Regions from separate parts of the Mus musculus genome. Here region 1 is linked to region 2. Evidence: chromatin contacts called from ENCODE POLR2A ChIA-PET data. All regions are on one chromosome and are shown on one strand. Each heading gives the region's core, a stretch centred on a gene start or an enhancer-like site at or near the end of the contact. The rest is flanking DNA. Distances are from core to core; before and after follow the strand shown.

Region 1 (3,676 bases), core at 1,099-3,598, 170 kb before region 2:
TCTCAGCCCAACACAGCATAACAAGATGTGACAAACCCTCATATCAGGGCTGGATGAGGCAACCCAGGAGGTGAAAAGGGGTCCCAAGAGCGGGCAAAAGAGTCAGAGACACCCCCATTCCCATGGTTAGGAGTCCCATAAAACACCAAGCTAACAACCATAATATTTATGCAGAGGAGCTAGCATAGGCCCTGTGAGGCCAGCTTAGCTGATTCTGTGGTTACAAATCTCCAATTTTAGGCTCCGTTTGGCTGTGGGTCTCCGCATCTGTTCCATCAGCTGCTGGCAGGGGTACATAGAATCACACTGGAGGCAGAGACAGGTGGATCTGAAAGTTTAAGGCCAACCTGATCTTTTTTTTTTTTTTTTTTTTTTTTTTTTTCTGAGACAGGATCTCCCTATATAGTCATGACTATCTTGGAATTTGCTTGGAACTCAGTGGAAAGGTAGACCAGCAGGGCCTCCAACTCACAGAGATCCACCTTGCCCATGCTTGGAACAGGCACTCAGAAGCAGTGCTTGTTAAAAACCATTGACTCTTCACTTTTGACTCACAAGATACCTAAAGCAGCCAAATACTGTCATCATGCAGTCTGATCTCTGGCTAGTTCTAGAGAAGACAGATTCAACATTTCAGAGTTTTTATCAGCTTACCAAAGATTTTTCTGAAAAGCAAGGTCCATCACTATCAGAGGGTGGTGCCTGGGGTTCCCCCTGGTGGTGGTGGTGAGACCCAGCCCACTCAACATCCTGTGTGTGTGTGTGTGTGTGTGTGTGTGTGTGTGTGTGTATTTTCAGAGTCTCTAGTGGGCCCATCTAATTCTAATTCTTGAAGAATATTGGCCAATGTGATTATCGCTTGTTTTCTTGAAACTTTCAACTTTATGGGTTTTCTGTTTTGTGTTTTGAGACAGGATCTCTCTATGTAGTCTTGGCAGTTGCTTGGAACTACTTGGAAAGGTAGACCAGGTTGGCTTCCAATTCACAGAGCTTCTCCTTGCCCCTGCCTCTGGAGTGCTGGGATCACAGGTATATGCCACCACACATAGCTCAACTTTATTTTTCAACTTATCGAATCGCTCATTTGCAGATTTTGTTTTGTTTTTTTTTGGGGGGGGGGTGTTTTTCCAGACAAGAGTTTCTCTGTGTAGCCCTGGCTGTCCTGAACTATGTAGACCAGGCTGGCCTCGAACTCAGAAATCTGCCTCTGCCTCCCAAGTGCTGGGATTAAAGGAGTGCACCACCAACACCTGGCCGTTTTAATTTTTCTCTTTTTTAAATGGGGAAATCTAAGTTCATGATCTTTATTTTCTTGTTTGGGGGATGCAACATCTTTAGGTATCTTCCATTTCCTTTGTTGTCTTGGTTTCTTTTCATGCTCTTCTGCTTGGTGATTCTGGCTGGCCACTTTTGCTTAAGAGTGAGATGCTAAGCTGGGTCTCAGCGCTTCGTTCCCAGGAGGAGCTAATCTCCAGGCACTGTTGGCAGAGCCAGAACGACTAGTAACCTGTATTAGGGATAGAAGTCTGGAGGCACCTACTTTTTTTTTTTTTTTTTTTAAACTATCTGCACATTTTCGGAGAATTCAAGACACAAGCATCACACACCAGCCTGCTAAGGCCCTCCCCTGGCTCCCCAGCATTCCACTTCTCTGCCCACTTAGGTTTGCTTTCAGTAGAGCTTTTTCCTGTTTAAAGGGGGTACCGAGGGGGAGGAAAATATTCTGCCATGTTTTGCTAAAGATCTCTATATTAAAGTCTGAAAACCCGAGGGGTGGAAAACGAGAATGGCTATCCGGTGGAGTTTGAAGGTGCCTGAGCTTACAGATGTGGTTGGTGCCTTGCAGGCAGCCTTACGGCCACAAAGCCCAGATGAACTACATATTTACACATAGCTCAGGACTTGGGGACTAACGTACACATTTATGCCCACAGGACAATAACCACAGGACAGGCTGGGGAGCCATCTTTTGGGGGCCATCTTCGTGTCAACGGCTATTTTCTCACTAGGAAAGAGACCATATTTCAAAATGAATGAGGATTCCTGACTTTAGATGGACAATGCAAAGGACGATGCATCAGTCTTTTTGTCTTCTGTCTCCGCAGTCTACGAGCTTTCAGCGAGTGGACTCAACTAAAATAGGGTGGTAGGAAAAGAGGCAGACGGAACTGACTCAAAAATGTCGACCCCCCCCCCCCCCGACCAGGGGAGGGCTCTCCGGGTCGCCACTCCAAAACCCCGGCCCGCCCCGTCCTCCTCCGGTACATTAACGGCCTGCTCCGCCCCGGAAATGCGTTTCGGTCTCCGCTCTCGTAGCTATGCCGTACGTCGCGAGATTTCCGCGTCCGACGCCCAGATCGCGCGAGACTGCGGAGGGAGCTGATGCTTGTGGCGCGCGCGGCGGCCGCGACGGACGCAAGATGGCGACGGCGACTATAGCTCTCGTAAGTGAGTCCCTCGCGGCCAGGGGGCGGCCCTCAGCTCGGAGGAGTGAGTCGTCGGCTGGGACAGGGTGCGGAGGGGACCCTGGGTGCGCAGCGGCCCGACCCGGACCTCGTACGGACTTTACCGTGGTCCCCGGCACGCGGGGCGGAGGCGGAGCGGGAGCGCGCGGCTGCGGCCACGGCTGGGGCTCGACTGCAGCTTCCGGCTCGAGGACTCCAGTTTCCGGCAGCTGGGCGGGGTGGGCCGGCCGCGGAGCTGCCCTGCTGGATCCCCGCGGGGCGGTCCTGTCTGCCGAGACTGGGCGACAACTGTCTAGGCGTCCGGTGGCATTAGGGTGTCCTGGTGCCTGCTCCAGACCCGCGCGGCTACGCCCCGTGTTGGGGACGCGGAAGGGGCGGACCCGTTAGCATTTGCTCTGCGCCATGGTGCAGAGACGAGGGTTTCCCGTTCCGTTAACACGCAGGAGGGGAAGAGCATCTCTCCCAACCCCCATTCCCCTCCACACCTTTCAAACAGCCATTCTGTCACTGCCTCTGTGGGGAACCCGACAGCCGGTGCCTGCCTCGGTCACTGGTCCGGGTGGGCATCATAAGACTTTGCTAACCCCCTTGTCTTGGGCTGGACGCTCCAAGGGCTGAACTTGGTTCTGCCCTAGTCAGTCGGGAATGTTCCTTGAATGGCTACCACCAGGAGTTCCTTCAGGGACTATTTATCTCTTGGACCTAACCCCACTGCAATCCAGACTTTTGTTAGCCGCCACCCTCACTCAGAGGGGATGAAGCAAGGGCTGAGACCACTTAAGCCCTAGGTGCCTGGAGGCCAGCCGTAGGGTAGGGTCGAGTAGAGTACACACAGGCTGCCATTCCTCAGCCTTAGCTGGGAACTGCACCTTCATAATGGGAGAGGGGCACTTGCTCCAGCTTGTGAGGGGTGGATCTAGTATGTCTTGCTCACATCAGGGCTAACTTCAAAAGAAAAAAAAAAAAATTCCTGCTTCCGCTGCTTGACGCTATTGGTGTAAATGGTCTTTTCGGAAAGACAACCAGAGAGTTGAGGAGTTGATGACTGCCCTTAGGTGGCTGTCAGATGATAGAAGAAAGGGTGAGGGCAGAGTATAAAATACTTTAAACAGCACTGGAGGAGAGTGGATGCCTCATTTCTGGGTAGCCCCTGTTGTTCATGCAGACTGAAAGGTTAGCGCGATGCTAGACAGATAGTGTCATTATTGAGA
Region 2 (3,615 bases), core at 218-2,717:
GAACCAGCCCCGAAGAAGCGGGCGACTGAGCCAGGCATCCGGACTGTAGCGGTAGGAGGCCGGGAACTTGTCCTGGTTGTGGTGACGCAGGCTGGGTGGGTCCGGTAGCTGCCCGATGACTAGTGGTTTCAGCTTGTGGCTGCCCGTCAGGTTGGCGGCCAGCAGTACTGTCACTCGGTCACTGCGCCAGCGTCGGCTGCACCCACCAGGCTCTTTGGAGTCCCCAGTGCCCGGAGTTGAGGCCTGCTCCGGAAGTAACCTCCAATAGAGACCAGTAACGTTAGCATTGTAGATCTGCTCGTCGCCATAGCCGCCCTCGGAGTGGGGTAGAGTGGCTGGCGCGCCGTCAGGTACGAGAACTGCGCCTGGTGACTGCGCCGGCTCCTCTTTGACAGGCGCGGGGCCTGCGACCGGGGACTCAGCCTCACCATAGATGCGCTGGCTAGAGATGCCATGGCGCTTCTGCCAGCGCCAGAACCAGCCGTGGCTAGCCTTGAAGGTACACTCGGGGCCGTAGATCTGGCGAGCAAAGGCCTCAGCCTGCGCTTGGATAACTGGCCCGGATAGCGGCACACCGTGCTGGCGCAAGGTGAGGAACCACGAGTAGACGGCGCGGTCGATCTCCTCCTCGTTGGCCAGACGCATCTTCTTGCGCTGCGTGCCCACTTCTCCACCCAGCTGGTCCAAAAACCAGCGCAGCTTGGGCTCGTCCTTGAGCCAGCCGCGCAGAGTGCCGCCTGGCACGCCGAAGTCGCGGCACACGCTGGCCTGCCGCTCACCGCCCTTGACGCGCTCGATGGCTTGCAGCTTGTCTTTGATTGAGTAGGCCTTGCGGAAAGTCATCTTCACGGCCACCCGGGGCCGCGGCCCGGGCGCTGGGGGCGGCGGCGGGCGCGCCGTGGAACCCGGGCCGGGCGCCGGCGATCGCGGCGGCTCAGCAAGGCACCGTGGCTGGGGAAGACGAGCGCGATGCGGGACCGGGTGCAGGGCTGGGCCGGCCGGAGGGCTCGCGGGGTACATGGCGTCGGCGCCAGGGACCACCCGGGAAAGCGAGCCTGACACCCCGCGCGGGCCGCTCGGGGCGGGGCTCGGGGGCGGGGCTGCCCGGGTCCCTCCCTTTTGTCTCGCCAGCCTTGCCTGCCCCGGCCCGCAAGGCCCGCCCACTTCGCCTCGTGGCGCCTGCGCACAGTCTGGCCTTGGGCGCGTCACTAGCGCGTGCGCACATCAGCTTCATTACGTCCCGCCCTCGTCGGACGGATCCACTCTTCGAGCTGAGGAGGGGTTCGGCGTGTTGGGAGATCCGGTTCTCCGCTCCTAGCGACAACTCTTGAGGTGAAGCGCGGCTCTCAAGGTAGCTCTTCCTTTGCTTCTACCATGGTGGTTCCTGCATGCATCGTGATGCACGCTCTGAGGGCAAGACAGCGCGTGCCCAGGGTTGGACCCCCCGCCGTGCCTTTCGTGGTCTATGCCGCTGCGTTTTCCGGGAGCTGCGCGGGCGCCCTCCCTCTCCTTTGCAGTCCTGAGCTCGCAGTTCCAGGTTTTGGTTGCTGCGTCCTTGGCTGGCGTGTGAGTACCGGGGGCCCCGCCTCAAGGAGCGCACGTGCGGCGGAGGCCTGGAGTGCCCGGGCCCCGCGCCGTTAGGGTTGCCTCCCGTGGGACAGTGCGGGCTGCGGGCGGGCGTCTGGGCCTGTGTGGAGGCGGGCCGCTGGCCACATGGTTGCCAGATTCCGGAGCGCTGCTTCAGGCTGGCTGCGCGGTGGCTCCGCACATCCCAGCACGGCACGGCCTTGAGTGACACGGTTGCCTGCGGTCGGGCTGGCTCCGGAATTTTGGGGGCCCAGCTCTTGCTAACGCCCTAGGTCTTTGCGGTTAAGCACCAAGGGCGTACCTAACTCTAGGCATAGAGGGAGGTTGCTTCGGGTGCTGACTGGTGGAACTCGTACGGTCCACGAACACAGGGTAGAAAAAAGGGCGTGGTGGTGTCGATTTGCTCAAAAGTAACAGGACTAGCTCTACTTACTGATTTGAATAAGGTGATCTGGGCAGCTTTCTTTGGAAAGGGGCGTTGAAGGGTACGGTCGCCCCTTTTCTAATACATGAGCACTCTCTCCGGGCATCATGGTTTTCTAGAGTGAACGGCTACCCTGCAGCAAAAAGAACTTGGTGAAGCTATAATGTTGGGATGCTACTCCCAAGGATGCTTCTGAATTGGCCCTGTCACTCGGGGATGGATAACTGGGTCTTATCTCAGGCGGATTCTCATGGATGAAGCAAAGGATGGATGTGACAGGACTACCGAGTGCCCCCTAAGCCAATCCCGTGGGGCAACAGAGTCAAGAGGAAGAAGTCAAAGGGACAAGGAGTCCCCTTCCCAGGCTCTGTGATGGCCAGTACATCATGAACCTTCTCTCGGACTGTGGGAGGAGAACTCAGCAAACAGTTGGAGAGTTGGCAGAGGGAGCCATTTAGACTTGGTTGCCTGGGATTTGCTCTGCATGGCTTTCTGCCCTCTCAGGAGAAGGCTGCTGCAGGGTCGTCCTCCGGGCTTATCTTTTGGATAGGTGAGGCTCCGTGGCATAGTACAGATGAGGCAAAAGTGCTTGAGAGGGCTTGATAGCAAGAGTGACACTTGGGGGATGCAGGTAGGAGATGCTGGCATTAAACATTTCTTCTGAGCCAGGGGTCTAAGATGCTGTGTGCCTATTGAATGTTGGAGTCATTGAAACATGTGAAATCCGGGTGCTGGAACGTGCTTTGGTCTCCAGTTCCACACATCACTTGACTCAGCAGACTTGGGTGGTTCTACCAATCAGAGTTTTCATTCTCCTTCCTGTGTCTAAGATGACACACAACCAATGCCCCCAAGGTATGGTCCAGATATTATCAGGTGTAAAGGAAGAGCTGAGAAAGCAAGTCGTCTAGCAGAGTCCCAAGACCTGTGTGTCAGGTCAAGGTACCGTCTGCTGGAACAGAAATAGAGCCAACAAACAATAGCATTTGGGGGTAAGGAGATTGGGGCTGGGTGGGTTTAGACTGGAGTGACAGCATTAGCCTCTGGGTCTCAAAGTGGGCAGACAGCTCAGGCCAGTGTTTCTGAGTAGGACTGGGATATCCCAGAGGCAGAGAAGCAGGGTGGGAGCTTGGAGATGAGAATCTACTAACCCATGGGAAAAAAAGACCAAGACACCACTCCTGTGCCAACATAAGCTGCAGTGGGAGAGTCACACTGCGTGGCTGTTGTGACTGAAAAGCTCGTGAGTCCTCACATTCCAAGTGCTACCAGCTGCCCCCTTTGAATACCAGACACAGAAAAAGCCCCCATGGGCAGCATCTGTTCACAGACTCAGGCCAGGTGAGCCCAGAGGATGTGGCTATAAGCGTGAAGGGATACAAGTTGAACTTTTCTGACAGACCTGTTCCCTACCCACCTTGCACATTTCTAATCCTGTGGAGGACAGACAGTACTGGGAGCTCATCACTGTCAAGACTGAGGGGGTGACATGCTACCTCCGAATGTCCAGAGGACAGAAAGGTATGGGCTTAGGGCTCAGAAAGCCAGCTTTTCTGTGGACTTTTATTCCCAGCATGTGGAACCCTCAAGGTGTTTGCTACTGA

The links. ChIA-PET counts read pairs that join two places held with the same protein, here RNA polymerase II (POLR2A).
Region 1: POLR2A ChIA-PET joins it to region 2 with 18 read pairs in embryonic stem cell. The contact joins the promoter of Puf60 here to the promoter of Eef1d in region 2. POLR2A ChIA-PET finds 5 or more read pairs at or near these places in 4 of 5 experiments (Patski and embryonic stem cell).

What each region holds. Positions count from the first base shown.
Region 1 is chr15:76,079,618-76,083,293 of GRCm38, reverse strand. Puf60 (poly-U binding splicing factor 60) reads left to right here and starts at 2,348. Exons shown (of 12, transcript NM_028364.2): 1 at 2,348-2,444. The coding sequence starts at 2,421. It overlaps Gm48952 (a long non-coding RNA gene), which reads right to left and starts at 768. Exons shown (of 2, transcript XR_003951572.1): 1 at 655-768.
Region 2 is chr15:75,907,196-75,910,810 of GRCm38, reverse strand. It overlaps Eef1d (eukaryotic translation elongation factor 1 delta (guanine nucleotide exchange protein)), which reads left to right and starts at 1,467. Exons shown (of 10, transcript NM_029663.2): 1 at 1,467-1,566. Tigd5 (tigger transposable element derived 5) reads right to left here and starts at 1,076. Exons shown (of 1, transcript NM_178646.4): 1 at 1-1,076. The coding sequence starts at 1,020.